Regions from separate parts of the Mus musculus genome. Here region 1 is linked to region 2. Evidence: chromatin loops called from intact Hi-C (ENCODE). Cell type or tissue: left cerebral cortex. All regions are shown on one strand.

Evidence for each region. Peaks named below come from ENCODE experiments on the same cell type or tissue, not always from the same donor. Only the 100,000 strongest peaks of a DNase experiment are listed, where the experiment ranks them.
Region 1: it touches region 2 in a loop (7-fold over the local background); 3 of 42 quality-filtered maps call a loop at or near these places.

The regions. Positions count from the first base shown.
Region 1 is chr3:145,829,821-145,837,820 of GRCm38, reverse strand. The region is part of intron 1 of Ddah1 (dimethylarginine dimethylaminohydrolase 1); the gene reads right to left. Among named protein-coding and RNA genes, the nearest start is that of Gm35187, 57 kb to the left of the region's middle. In left cerebral cortex, no CTCF peak of the experiment used is centred here; a DNase peak (open chromatin) is centred at 3,685.
Region 2 is chr3:145,754,662-145,762,661 of GRCm38, reverse strand. It overlaps Ddah1 (dimethylarginine dimethylaminohydrolase 1), which reads right to left and starts at 3,970. Exons shown (of 6, transcript NM_026993.3): 1 at 3,498-3,970. The coding sequence starts at 3,800. In left cerebral cortex, no CTCF peak of the experiment used is centred here; DNase peaks (open chromatin) are centred at 2,664, 2,946 and 3,814; H3K4me3 peaks cover 1,891 bases; H3K27ac peaks cover 1,260 bases.

The DNA.
Region 1 (8,000 bases), 75 kb before region 2:
AACACTGTGCCAACTAAGTCTAGTAAATCTGGTAAAGTTGGGGGAGCTACTTCTTCAGTTATCAAATTGTGTGTAGTTATTTGTGCAAAAAGTTTTTAAGTAAGCGATCAACTGTGTGTTTTCAATACAATGAAGTTATGAAAGAAAATGAACACACAGATGTGCGCCAAAACAAGATACTGTAGATATCTCTAAGACAGTAGGGTAAGTTTCAAAATGACAAGAAGGGTCTTTGTCACACTGGGAAGAGGCTGCTGCCTTTTGTATCTTTAAACATCCTGTGTAAACTTTTCCTTTTAGATGGAAAAGACCACTCACTGCATGGCACAGGCCTACCACCCCCACAAGTATACACTGCACAGAACAAGAAGATATTTCGAGGATGTAATTCAGTTGACCAAATAGTTGACTTAAGTTAATCAAGAGGGAGATTAGCCTGAGTGACCCTGACCTAATCTGGGGCTCTTCAAAGAGCTTTTCACGACTAGAGAGAAGTCCGGAAAATGTTGTGATGGTCTCTTCTAAAAAAAACAAGAAGCTATTTTTAGTTACCCTACCATTGCTGGGATCCCCGACAGAAGTAACTTAAGGAGGAAGGGTTTGTTTTGCCTCGAAGTTAATTCACTCTAGATAGAACCTAGCACATGGAACAATGTGGCCATGGTTAAGTAGGTCTCCCCACCTTTACAGGCTCAGAGGGTCCTTTCCATAGTTATTCTAAATCTCAAGGTCGACCAGATGGACCGTCATCTCACAGCTGTAGTGAGACCACCCATGGAAGAAGGGTCTAAGGTGGCCTCTAGGAAGAGAAAACAATTGCTGGCTAATAGCCTACCAAAACAAAAAGAAAAAGAAACCCACCCAAAACAAACATCCAAACCAGGTTGTTAGTCTTACAACCACAAGAAACTAAATGCCATTTGTTGGCAGTCTGAATCAGTTCAGAAGAGGATCAATCTCTTGATCAGAAAGAATATTGCCTTGATAACCCTTCGACTGTGGCTTATGTTACCTTGAACAAAACCCTCAAGATATACCATGTTCAAACCTGTGACCTGCAAAAATTGAGAAAACAGACACACAGGCCCATGCTTAGGTTGTTTAGCTACATAGCAATAAAAACGGGGACCCAGGGAACTCCAAGTTTAAAAAGGTTTTAGTTAAGCCTGTGTTTGCAAAGTTCCTTGGTTAGAAGCAAAAAGAAAATGATATGATTATTTCCAACTTGTTTCCTTAGAATATGGTTCACCATTTGTAAGACTTTCCTAATAGATTCTCATGAATACCATTTTAAATGCCCAGGGTGAAGGCTCTGGCAGGCTTTGCCCCCCCCCCCCCCTTCCCACAAGGTCTATTCCTTTATTTGGCTACTTCCTTTTCCTAAGACTAACTACCAAGGTCCAGCTATCAAAGTACTAAAGTCAAGCAATCAAAAGTCTCTTTTGGGTCACCTAATTAACATGTCCAATTAAAATTTAATACTCCACCCTAATGTGTGGGGTAGGCGAAGGGTGGGTTCCCCTTTTATGTTTAAAAAACTACCATGTTCCTATTTGCCACAGCTGTCTCTTCACTATCCAGGGGCAGTCCTTTGTCTCTTTTGCAGACTCTCCCTTGTTCCCTTCCTCTTCTCCCCCCATCCTCTATCACCTGTCTTTGTCTCTTATTCCCTGCCCTCTGTCCTTCCAGGGCAAATAAATCTCCCTTGTGCTGAAACTTGGTCTTGGTGGTCCTGAGCTGATAGTGATTTCTTCCCAGGGGTCCTAGACACACAAAAAAACCTTCTTAATCTACAATTCATTGAATACAGTCAAATTTGAAAAAATGCCTAAAATAAGTATATAGCTAACAGATACCCAAAGAAATGAAAGTAACAAAAGTGTGTGTGTGTTATATGTGTGTGTATCTCCAAAGCAGTACCTTGGGAATCTATTTTAACCCATTTAGTTACGTAAATAATGAATGTTTATTGAGAGCTAGACATCATGATAGGTTGTGATCAGTGGTCATAAAAAAAATAGGTATGGCAAGCCCTCCAAGGTTCAGAGAACTCAGAATGTCAGAGGTGGGGATGGGCGGGGTCCTGTGAGAAGCTGACTTCTGAACATGGCATGACTGTTGTGTTCATGAACTCACAGCAGCTGTGATGCCTGCTCCAAGTTTGGCCCCTCAGCATTCCAGCACAGATGGGGGTCTCTTGAGGCCATATCCCTCAAGAGAGCTATTGGCAGCTAATCGTTGCTGAGGGCAAGAGAGCCATTTTCTTCAGTGCTATGGACACTCTCAAGTTGCACATGGCAGTAACAAATTCCCTATCCATGCTCACGAAAGCCACCCTAATCAAGTTCTGTGAGTGACAAGTGAGACAGAAAGAAGGCATGAAAGTGGGTGCACAACCTGAGGGGGAGGAAGATTCAGTGGGGCGAGAGAGGGCGATGGGCAGAAGATGGCCAAGTTACATCGTAAGCATGTGCGGAGTTGTTAATAATCCTTTCCACTAATATATTTATTTATTCACTTTACATCCCTGCTTCTCTGAGTCCCCTCCCTCCACAAGCCCTTCTCCTCTGAGAAGGGAGACATCCTCCTGGGTACAAATCCACCCTGGCACACCAGGTCGCTGTAGGACTAGGCACATCCCCTCCCACTGAAGAAAGCCCAGTGAGGAGAACAGGATCCACAGGCAGGCAACAGAGTCAGGGATAGCCCCTGCTCCAATTGTTGGGAGACCCACATGAAGACCAAGCTGCACTTCTGGTACATATGTGTAGGGTAGAGGGGGGCTAGATCTAGTCCACATATGCTATTTGGTTGCTGATTCAGTTTCTAGGAGCCCCCAAGGGTCTAGGTTAATAATTTTTAATTTAGTAAAAATAGATATGGCCCCTGTCTCAGTCATAGAAATGTTTGTGTGTGTATATATATATATACATATATATATATACATATTTGTATATACATGTGTTATGCATATAGTGCCTCTGTGGTTATAAAACTCAAACCATGTAAGTCATATATAGTTTGTTATAATATCACGTGTGGGACACTTCCTGTTTGAGAAACAAGGCAAGCACATTATTTAGACAAGGGCTCTTTGAGGAGGTGACATTTAAGTTCAATCAAAATGTCTACACTAGTTATTAGCCTTGCTGGAAAGCTACCTATGCTTAGAAACAAAAGGAGCTTCTTAGATGGTCTCCTGATTCTAAGCAGCTGACCCAAGTCTCCAAAAAACGAATGAATGAATTATTGTTTTAGAAAAGTGGCCTGTATAACTGGAAACATTTAATCCCTGAACGTTTCAAGTTATCAGAGTTGAATAAATGGCATTTCATCTTCTGATTAGTCTGGGAACGTCTCATATTTATAGAATGGCCAATATGTACAACTGTTATATAAACAGCTCACTTTCCCTCTTACTGAATCCTTATAAAAATAACCATTTCATGAATAAGATCTCTAAAAAAACGTTTCCCACAGACTGAGATATCTGTTGCATCTTTCCTCCACAGAGTTCTTGGATTTCTAAACTTACTGATTTATTTCTAGTGACAAGCACTAAAAATCAACCAGGATATTCTGCATCTTTGTACCTATATTTGTAATATGAGTGGGCCAGAGGTTAAGATGAGGTCATTTCCTGTTCTAGATTCTAAGAGTTGTACTCTCAAAACTGCTTTTGGCAGCCGCTAGTGTGTGATCGCGTTTTTCCTCCCACGGAGTTTACTGAAAACACCCCAGATGGTTGGTTATTCATGAGGCGAGTATTCTGGTATTCAAGCAAATTCAATCAGAAGCAAGAGGCTGGGTCCAAGGATGGAGGAAAGATGGGATTAAAACCAAAAGAGAATTTTAAAATTCCAGCAGAATGGATGCCCTTAGAGGTGAACAGGCGATCTCTGCTGAACAAATTAGACAGAAAAGAAGGTGTGTGAATGCTCACCTAACATTAATAATTGATAATTACATTTAATTTTGGGGTTGACTGTCACCGTGCCTTTATGCCTGTGAGCCACTGATGAATCCATGAGAAGATAATGGATTCCTGTCACCTGCCAAGCTCTGTGTGTTCTCATGTGTGTTCTCACACATCATACAGATCTCATCGGTGATGGGCTCATGCCTCACCCACTTCTCAGGACCAACCCTCCCGAGAATGGAGGGTTTACATAGCCAGTTCTCGGACACCCAGGATCAAACGATCTTTTCTGCTCAGTCCTCCTTTGGGTGACAATCCTGGGTTCTTTCCCCTGGGAATTCTGCACTAATAAAGCCCAGTTCCTTCTCAAATGGAAAGTCCTGCTTTGTGCTCTCCTGGGGGAATGGAGCCTTTGTCCTTTGGCACAACTGCAGAATGGCTTCTTTGTCATTATGTCATCTCCTCAGCTTAGACTCCAGAGCAATCAGAACAGAGGAACCTATCCATCAACAGTCAACAACCTGGGCTCTATAATGATTTTAGTAGGACAGGTACTCTCCATCACCAATTACATGGGAAATCTTATTAAGCTCGGTTTCTAAGTGCCAACCATTGTTTAAAGTGATCTGACACTGCATGTGCCGTTCAGTCACCACCACGTCCCTACAGCTACCTCCCAGGAACAAGTCAATGATGTTAGTTTCACCTCTTTTCCAAGTGGCTCAGTTCTGATCGGGAACGGGAAATCTGTTGTGCCGTTCCCATAGCCGTAGGAAGGAACAAACCCCCTCACCCTCCTTTGGATATTGGGTATGGATGTGGTGCCTGAAACTGGTGCAGCCACCAAGCGGCAACTGGGTATGGAGATGGAGAGAGTCTGCAGCCTCTGACATTGCTGAAGGGATGGATCTAGCAGCCTGGGACTTTATATGAGAGTGTTTATTTCCTAAGCAATTTGATTTGCATTTTTCCATTAAACGCAAGAAACCCATTCACTTATATGATAAATATTGATCATCCAAAGAAAATATCCAAAGAGTTAGTAACAGATCACCATATAACTAAGGGTACTAACTTTGGGGATAGAAACAATTGCCAACAAGAGACATCGTTCTTTCTGTAGGTATGGGGGAAAGCCTTGATGTCACTCAGACTATATACTATGTAAGATGTAACTTTTCAACTGATAACATCTGCTCTGGTAGCTGATACGAGTGTTGATCAAATGATACTTCCAACAACCCTCATATTAAGACCAACCTGCTTATAGGAAACAGCTCACAAACAGCAATCTGTAAAGTTAAATGAGCCATGGGAAGGGCTCCACTGTCTCAGTTCTGTAGATGAAGCCTAACCGTTACAGTTCTGCATGTCAGAGTGTCCAGCTGAGATTCTAGCACTCGCCTGTGCATCGGGGCACAGATCTGCAGGACCTGGGGCTTCAAAGAAGTGTAGACAGAAGCACAGAAGGTAAGCCACTGGGGCCAGAGTGCACGAGGTGACAAAACCAGTGATAACACAGATACTCCTGCACTGTCTGGAGCAACGACGACGAAGTTCCAGAGATTCCAAAGGCTCTCCCTAAAGATGTCACCCTGAGACTATCCCCTGGAAGAACATTCAAAGTGACAATCAGTTTCCCACTTGACAAGCAAAGAGAACTCCATTGGTCTTGACACTTCTCCTGACAGATACCATTTACATCCACCATTTACATCCACGTGTTCCCGTTCCTTGTTGATGGTGGGAACATAGTGCATGTTCTGAGTGCCCAAGAGCCACTGACTTTCAGCCTGCAGAGGACAAAGAAAACAGTGCTCTGCCACCAAAGGCCAAATGAAAATAAGTGTCAGCTGCCAAAAGGCCTGCAGAAATCCAGCATGTTAAAAAGTCAGGAAAACGACAAATGTCTACATCTTAAGCTAGTTTTCCAGAAAGCGGAGAGCTGTAAAAGTTTGCCGTGCACGCCATCCAAAACAAGCAATAGGCATAAGCACTCAAAACGCCATGACTTTCCGGGAGTTCAGAAAAGGTGCCCGCTGCCATTTATAACATAAAAGCAAACAGATCTAACGTATGGGGAATATTTTGAATTTCAATACAGGATTCATACATTACAGATCTTAAGTCACTCTGGATGACCCTACCCAGTTTTAAAATATTGTTTTTATTTGTGGGGAGTGGTGCATATGTGCAGGTCAGAGGACAACTTTTGGGCATCGCTTCGCACCATCTATGAGGGCTTTAGGAACAGAACTCGGGTCTCCAGGCCTGTACAGTTGGTGTCTCTACCTGCGGCTGTGCTATCTTCCTGACATGCACACAATTGCTGTTTTGTTTTGTTTTGTTTTGAATTTCACACTGTGTTCAGTCTGTCCTTGAACTCATGTCTAAGAGGGAGATGGATGGCAATGGTGAGCTCATGCAGCCATGGGGGCAGTGCAGGTGAGCGAACATGTCTGAATCTGGCTTGTGCTTTCTCTTTTTTTTCTTTTTAAAGATTTATTTATTTTATGTGTGTGAGTACACACCAGACACATCAGAAGAGGGCATCAGATCCCATTATAGATGGTTGTGAGCCACCATGTGGTTGCTGGGACTTGAACTCAGGACCGCTGGAAGAGCTGTCAGTGCTCTTAACTGCTGAGCCGTCTCTCCAGCCCCTGGCTTGTGCTCTCAAAGGAGAGTTGATGGGATTGGTGGGTTAGATGCAGAGAAGGGAGATGATGGAGCAGGATGATTGTAGGCTTTCGCGATGAACAATCGGCTAGAAAGGGCATCACTTCTCATCTGTATGAAGGCAGGGAGTTAGGAGAATATGTGTCTAAGTTAGGGTTAAGATGCAAGATGAAACATCACGACCAAAGCGACTTGGGGAGGAAAGGCTTCATCACTGTTCAACATTGAGGGAAGTCAGGACAGGAACTCAAGCAGGGCAGGAACCTGGAGGCAGGAGTTGATGAAGAGGCCATGGAGGGATGCTGCTTACTGGCTTGCTCAGTCTGCTTTTTTGGAAACCTGGGACCATCAGCCTACAATGGGGTGGGCCCTCCCACATCAATCACTAATAAAGAAATGCCCCATACAGGCTTGCTTACATCCCAGTGTCCAGGTGACTCTAGCTTGTGCCAAGCTAACATAAAACTAATCCACACTGTAAGGGTGGAAAGATGTAAAAATTCTGTTTCGGTCTTGTTAGATTTGAAGTGTTCTGTATTCAAATCTGAATGTGTTGGTCTGGGCTTCTGCAAGGATAACTGTCAGACTGGAAAAAGCTGGGCAGTGAATGATATGCACAGGTACAAACAACCCAGAGATGGGGAGGGGGAGCACGGGGTAGATTGTGAGTTGTACGAAGGGTGTCAGAAACTTGTCTCAGCTGCTAAGTTCTAGAGACGAGACCCTTGGAGGTGTGTTGCTCATTTATTGCCCATGGGGAGTGGTGGTGTTGGTGGCAAAGCATGGGAAAACCCCTCTTTGTCAGGAAGAACTGCATATTCATTATGGCTGTCCAGATAAGATCTAGATCCGTGGTGCTCAGCCTATAGGTCAGGTCACGACCGATTTTTTAGGGGGGCACTGAATGGCCCTTTCACAGGGGTCAGTCACCCAAGACCATGGGAAAATATAGACATTTATGTTATAAGTCATAACAGTAGAAAAATTACAGCTATGAAGTAGCAACAAAATAATTTATGATTGGGGAGGTCATTGCAACATGATACACTGTATTAAAGGGTCGCAGCATTAGAAAGGTTGAGAACCACTGATCTAGACAAAAGGTCTCAACACAAACGAATGGATGGATGGTACTTTGTGGCAGAAACAGGTATCTGAAGGCTTGAAGAGCTGCTTGCCAATTGTCTAGACACTTTCTTGTTAAACTCAGCTCTGCAGGTGCATAAAGTTTTATTCTCTCGGAAACCATGAACCTTGTTATCATTTGAGCATGATGCAGGATGAAGTTTGTTAAGCCAAACGAATCAATTGGGTAGGCGAGGTGGTAGGAGGTGAAGCTGTCTAACATGTTCTGGATCAATCTGTCCAATTTCTATTTACACTATATGGCAACCTGGGATGA
Region 2 (8,000 bases):
ATGACAGGAAGATTCAGGGAAGAGAGGGCTAAAGTTATAAACCACCTATGCTCACAATGAAATGTTTGCAACTCCACCAACTCTATCTTGAGTAGAACTGGGTGTGATGGATCATGCTTGAAATCCCAGCATTTGAGAAGCAGAGATAGGAAGACTGCCACAGTGTAATACAGACTGGGCTACACAGCCAGCTGCAGGTCAACTGGAGCTACAACCTGAGACCCTATCTCAAAATAAAATCCAAATCCCTCATAAGGGAAGAGAAATAAGGTTGGCTAAATCATGGAAACATTTGTTCGACAAAGTATTTTCTGTGTGTCTCTCCCATATTAGGCTTTGGAAACCAAGTGTGAAACAATGTAGACAAGATTCCAGCTCCTAAGACAGTAGAGGGGAGGGTAAGATAACGATACATCAGAAAGGCCAGGGTGGGGGTGGGGTGGGGTAGGGGAGAGGAGTGGAGAGCACTCATAAGGAAAAATGGTTCAGGTCAGGGAAGGTGATGTCTAATATCACAGACAGCAGGACCAGAGCTTTGGAATCCTGCACACCTGAGTTCTGACTCTGGTTTTATTGGAGCCACCCCTGTAACCCTGGGCAATCTATCCACTTTCTCTGACTTAGTTTCATCAATAACGATACTGTTGAATGAGCATTGATGAAATGCACGACACAGACCTGGCAGTTTGTGGCCAAGTGGCAAGCATCCAATAAATGTTAGCTAAAATGGTATTAATGGTGACAGCAGGCCAAGGACAGCTAGGCAGAGGGAAGAGGAGGAGGGGAGAGGAGGAGGAGGAAGAGAGAGGAAGGAAGGAGAGGAGGAGGGAAGAGAGAGGAGGAGGGAGAGGTGGAGGGGAGAGGGAGGAGGAGAGGGAAGAAAAGGAATAGGAGTTGTTCCTGATAAATGTGTTTCCAATAAATGAAAACCAGAGAGGAGGCTCTGGGAATGAAAGAACAGAATCTGAGCCAAGTGTTGGGGGGTGCTTTGAGGAAAAGATGTAGAAGTGAAGCTAAAGCTGGAAAGGCAAGCAGAGCCCAGGTCAGCAGTGGCCAGCTCAGCAGTGGCCCTCCAGGAACTTTGTTCAGGGGAGAATCAAATTTGAGTTGACCTTGGCCTTGGTGTGGAAATGTAAGAGAGAATAAAGCGGCCAGGGACAGGAATACCAATGATGGGATTTTTAAAACAACTGCTGTAGGTTTTCACACACCACACACACACACACACACACACACACACACACACACACACACACACCAACCACTGCATCTAGATCCAAAAAGGACCCTGGAGTTACCACTTGCTTGTCTGTTTACCATTTTGTTGACTTACTGATGGATTCACTCATTTGTTCAATAAGCATCTATACTGAAGCTCATAAGTTCTTCATCCATCTATCCATTCATCCACCCAATGAGCATCAATAACTGAGATTACTATCAGCTTGTCTGTTCAGTATTTCATTCATTATCAACACTTGATTCAATTCAGTAAGCATCAACACTTGATTCATTAAGTATCAACACTTGAAGTTCAATACTTTTCGTTCATCTCAAACATCCATGTATCCATTTATCCATTCATCAGGCATCAATTCCTGTGAAGGTGGCACACCGCGCTGTGAGAGATATTAGCGAGCATCACCCTGCATACCCCTGTTTGCCAGGAGCACCCTACCCAACCATGACTGTCATCTCCTCTCCAGCTAGGAGGTGCCTTACCTTACCCTATCAACACAGACCCATATGTGCAGGAGTAAAAGTGCTTTATAGAGAGATCATGACAGTGCCACTGAGCAGATCAAGATGTAGCCCAAAGCATGGAGGTGGCTTGCCTTCCCTCCCCCTGGGAAACAGAAGCTACAGCTCAGAGGTAGAATGCTTACCTACTGTTGGCAAGGTCCTGAGTTCAATGCCCTACACAGAGAAGGAAAACACAACAAGAGTTCTGCGTGACCTTTGGCAAGTACGGGTCCACTGAGCTGACTACAGAGTGGAGTCAAATTCTGACATTTAAAATATCAAAATATCACCAGGAGAAAGATCACTGCTAGCTCTTATATTGGAAAATCCGAACTTGGAAAGTTAATTGCACAAATAATATGTTATTTGTGTTCCATAGAGATGAACCTTCCTGAAGTAAGATGGACTAAATAAGGGCGATTAGGGTCAAGAGAAGAAAGGAAGTCTTGTTAGACGAGTACCATTTTGAGAGTTTTGACGTCTATTTTATCTATTTAGCATCCCAACCTATCCACCATTGCTACATTCATATTAGGTTAAAATAGAGTGGAAGCCATTTGTATAGGTCAAATTGGAAAGGGAAAGTGGACAGGCTAAGAGAATGATACCTGCTACTTTTGAAGTGTAGAGAGAAGAGCTACCTAAATGGCAAATAGGTAGACTTTGATTATACTCAATCTCTAGGATTTCACCAGGCAAGCAGATCAAGGGTGGAATAGGCATATTTAAATCATAAGCCCAAAGAACTACTTGCAATGCGACAGAAAAGTGAAAAAAAACAAACAAAACAAACAAAAACAAGGAAGAAAACCCCTCAGATAGGAAAAAAACCACCTGCATCGTGTCACACTGCTGGATGCCAAGAGTGTGGGAGAATCTTAAGGCTGGGCTCTTCTCTGGCAGTCAGAAAAATCCCAGGCCAGATGGCATTTTAAAATCTAAACTCGTGTGTCTGTGCCTCTCTCCCACTAACCTACATTATTTTTAAAGCAGTTACAGCCATTTCTACAAGATACGATAATGTGTTGGCCCCTTGAAGAAAACAAAAAGCAGTCTTAATTGCAGAGAGAGAGGGGAGAGAGAGATTAAAATGACAGAACTTATTAAAAAAACAAAAACAAAAACCAAAAAACCTCCCATTGCTAATGAAACGGAGCACCCCGCAGCAAGCACAGCTTTTCAAACCCGGCCCATTCACAAACACATTTAAACACAGCTCACTAACAAAACGCTGAACACATTCGCTTGCCAGTTCTTCAAGACTCACTCGCCACCACTGAAAAGTAACTTGAATTCCTTGGGTCTCTGGGCATAGTCTCTGCCTGGTGTCACCTGGTCCGCCCTGCCAGGAGCTCCCCCAAAGGAATCCCTGCAGGACTTGGGGACCCCCCCCCCCCAAGCCTCCACCTGCCCTCCGGGAGGACCCTTCTCTGTCCTCACTGGCAAGGAAACAAGAGTAGCATTGTCCTCAGCGCTGTGTAATTTGCAAGATAGAACCTCTGGCGCTCTGGGTCTCCAGCCCAGCCACCTGCCCAAGTCCTCGTCACTACACTCCAACTGAGATCGACTCAAAGGCTCCCCGACTGCGAGGAGGTGTGAACAATGAAGTTATCTGGCTCGGATTTCCCACACCCAGCCACGCCGCCCGGAGTCCGGCGGTGGGAAGTTGGGAACTGAGCCCGCGGGGTCAGTTCCACGAGCGTCCCCCCTCGGCCGCGCCCCTCGCGTCGTCTGCCCGGGGGCTGGCCCGTTACCTCCTTCCTGCGGCTGGGCGCCCCGGGGCGGGTGATGAGGGCCGTCTCCTCGCACACGACGGCCACGTCCTCCACGAACACGCAGTCGGGCAGGCTCTCGTCGGCGGGCAGCTGCACCACCTGCAGCCCCAGCTTGCTGCCCAGCACGCCCACGTAGAGCTCGTGCTGGCGCTCGGCGCGAGCGAAATCCACCTCCTCGCCCTGCGAGCGCCTCAGCGCGTGGCGGCACAGGGACTCGGGCGGAGCCCGCACCACGGCGTGGGTGGCCCGGCCGAAGGCGGAGGGGTGGCCGAGGCCGGCCATGGTTCGCGCGGAGAGGAGGCGACGGTGGCTGGGTTTGAGTCGGTGGCTCGGTCCTCCCGAGAGCAGCGCGCGCCCAGCCTGCGAGCCTGCGAGCCTGCGAGCGCCCGGCGGCTCCTCTTGGCAGCCGATGAATGTGCTGCTGCGGGAGCCCGGCTCGCGCCCGGAGCCCTGCCCGCGCCACTGAGCATGCCCAGAGCTCCGGGCGCCGGCCCAGCGCCCGCGGGCCTATTCCTATGCTCTCCGCATCTGCCGCAGACCGGCCTGGGTCAATCGGGATGCGGAGGCCAGGGACTTAATCAGCAATGACTCCCTCCGTGGTGTGTGTATCCCACCGCAGGTGCACGCCTCACATGGTCCCCATGAGGACCTGGAAATTAGGCAGTGCTGAACTGGACCTGCTGGAGAAGACTTCACGGTCAGGGGACCAGGTGAAGGGCGATTGTTTATGGATAAACTTTCCCTTTCTCTTCTTCTCTTTTTATCCAGCACGTGGAACCTCGGTTCTCAGCGTGGCAGCCTGTCTTCACCCAAATTACCTCGACTTTCTCCAAATTGACCAACTGCCCCACGTGAAACTCAGTATAGTATAAAGAATGCATTTCTTCCCACCCAGGAGAAAGTAACCCAAAAGACAGACACACAGTTACAATAAGTATCTAGGAACAGTGATACTTCAAGCCCACAAGGCAATTTAAAGTGGGAAGAATGCCTCTTCTTGTTTTCTCCGTTTTTCTTTAACTGCACTAGGCTTGTCATTCAATAAAGGAGTGTTTATCTAGAAACCAGCACACATACCTACCCTATCTCATCCCCATTCGAGGCTGAAGGCACAGAGATAGGGTGAGGGATGGTACTGTGGGCTTTAACAATGTCCTATTCCAGGCTTCCCAAGATACACTTCAAAGTCACTGTTTTAATAAACCTGTGGTCACAACAGACCTTGGGCGACATTTCACCCCTGATGAGCTTACAGCATCCATTCCGAGAAGGATCAACCACCTCATCCAGTCCCCACAACTACCTTAAACAACGAAGACTGCAAGAACCCAGCTGTATCTCACCAGGGCAGTGGGATTGGCAAAACCCTCGCCCCCCCACCCCCCACTTCCTCTCGCTAACATTCTCATCAGGACTCCAAAGATGGACTTGGGAGTCTCCGAACCCCGTAATGAAGCCACGTGGATGAAGTCTTTATCTGCTCTTCACCAACACGCTTCTTTTGAGGACTGGTGCTAGAGCTTAGTCCCCGGGGACGCCCAGAGCTTTTGCCCTAAAGCTCAGGTAACAAAGATTGACCCTAGAATACTTTTCTCAGTGCAATCAGTTCTGAAGAAAATGTGATTCCAATGTGTTTATTTCCAGAGCCTGCTAGAAGCAAGGAGCTAGCATTTTGTTCCCACAATAGAACTCTGCCCCCCCCACCCCCCACCCCCGCGGTCACAATTCAGTTCCTTGACCTTCGGAAGGAGATTCCAGCTTCCTTACAGCCTCGCCCTTCCTGTGGGAACACACCTTTCGGAATTCCTGTCACTTCTCGACCTTCCCTCTTTGCCGCTCAAGAATCCGTCCTTTCTTTGATGGTGATACAAAGCCTGTTCTTTTTCCTCTTTCACATATCAAAGTTTAAATAATCCAGGGGGTGTGCTCTTCTCAAGGAGACCACCTCCAAAATTCTGAAATAGTCTAAGGCGATAGTCTCCTCCCCCACGGGGTGCAGCACACTACTAACGTACAGGTCATTTCCATAATCAAGTATTATAATTGAACGAGGTGTGGTGGCTTGCACCTAAAACTCAAGTCCGATTGAGGCAGAGGGAGGCTTGAGGCTAGCATGGTCTACACAATGAGTTCTAGTTCAGTAGAGGATACATAAGAAGCTCTTGTCTTGGGTAAGCCACATATATTTATAAGCATACGTATGTATTTATACAGACACATATGATTTGACTGTGACCTTAGAAACCCTCTCATTTGATTATTTTGTCTAGTGTTTTGAAACCCAGCTGTGGCATCCAGTATCCGCGTCAACCTTTTGCTTGTATATTTTAAGCCCTGTTTAACAAGACCAGAAATATTCCATGTCTGAGGATCTATCCTGCTTAAGAAGTTCTTCGGTTTGAACTTCAATCCCCTTGGTCTCAGTTCTGCCTCCTGATGAAAGGGGCAGCGTTCTTTCACAAGCCGCTATTCACATATTTGAAGGCAGTGCTGTTATCTCTGCAGTCTGTCCTGACCCCTGCACTCTTGAAGCCTGATCTAGCAGGAAGCAGCTTCTGATTTGGTTTCACAGTCCTTTTAACATTCTCATGTTCTTCCTTTTGATGAAAACCAACTTGGCCATATCCCTTCTAAGACACCCAGACAAAAGATGATTGTCCCTACGCCTGACTGACGGACACGATGGCAGTTTAATCCAGATGGGAATATGCTCTTCTCAAGGGGACCATCTTCAAAATCCAGGCTGTACTTCTCCCTCGTGTTCTGTAACATACGACTAATTTAAAGATCATTTTGATCATTGAATAATATTTTTGAACCAGGTATGGTGGCTTGCACCTGCAGTCCAAGTACTAGCACCTGTGACAGGTGCACTGGTGACAGGTACATCCCATGACAGGTGCACCCCATGACAGGTGCATCTCTGATAGGTGCTAGGCTCTGTCAATCATGCATTCATTTCCCCAGTGCTCTGGTGCCAAGGCCCATGCTCCAGCCATCTTACAAGAGCTCTGATACTAGCTTTTAGAATTTCCAGGAACAAGTTCATCTATGCCATCCTATAGGGGTTGTCCCAGAAGAGCCCACAGTGGATAGGGGATTCCTTCTCTCCCTTAGCCCAAGGATGGTGTGGTAGTTTGCATAAGCTTGGCCCAGGGACTGGTACTATTTGGGTGTGTGGCCTGGTTGGAGGAAGTGTGTCACTGTGGGCATGAGCTTTAGCTACCTGGAAGTCAGTCTTCTCTTAGCAGCCTTCAGATGAAGAGTTAGAACTCTCAGCTCCTCCTGCACCATGCCTGCCTGGATGCTGCCATGTTCCCACCTTGATGATAATGGATTGAACCTCTGAACCTGTAAGCCATCCCCAATTAAATGTTGTCTCTATAAGAGTTGTCTTGGTCACAGTGTCTGTTCACAGCAGTAAAACCCTAACTAAGACAGATGACTTGAGTTTATGTTGATATAGCATCTTCCAGATTCTAAAATAAGGGCTTCAACGAAGGACAACTTGCTTCATTAGAAGCAAGCCCTCTAAGACCATCTAGGTTCTTCTCCTTAATCAGAACACTCCAGGGGTGAGCCTGCCTACTAGCACCAGATTAATATAAAAAACCATATGTAAAAAACCACACAATAGTTTTTAGACGGAAGAGTCCTAGCAGTGTTCCAAAGGTGAAAGCTCACCCATGTGTCTAGCTAACTCAGGTTAAAATGGAAGGCTTTGTTTCTCTTTGGTTCTTTGCTTCTGTGAACTTTATTCAACACTAAGGTTGTGTCTACCTTCAACGGAACATCACCTAGACACTACTCATGTCTGTGCCTCTCTGGAGCCTCAGCATTTTTCTATCACCCAATGCTCTCCACCAAATTTTGGACCGGGCCTTGTGTGTCACTCACGGCTTGCATTAACCTAGAGTATGATCAGAGCTGGTAAATCTTCCCCATAAATAGGTGTTGTCTGTGTTTTTTTTCCAAACTGGAATTGCAGAGCTTGCTTTTTTTTTTTTTTGCGCGAATCTAATTTTGTCATTTATCCTTATTTAATGTCATCTGCTTCATTCCAACATGTCTAAGTTTGATTCTGTCATCTCGTACATTATTTATTACTTCTAGCCTCTGCCATCTGAAATTTGATAAGAGTGCCTTCTGTCTGCTCTAAGCAGTTGTCAAGAAACATTAGAATGTCTACTGCTGAAAGCAGTAAAAAAACCACCCAAAGCCAGTGAATTCGAGTTTGCATGCTGTCATGCTTCAGCAGTGAAAGGTTGTTCTTGGGGAAATGGACCTTATTGAAGCTAACACATCTATAAGTTCATTTTCCTCATGCATATTTATCAGAAACTCTCGAGGCACAGCACCACACCACACACTTCAGAGCAATGCAAATAGCACAAGATGATCTTTGACCTTGAAGTGCTCAAATCTTACCAGAAAAAAAAACAACCCAAGATATGTAGAGCTCGAGCTATGATAAACACACAA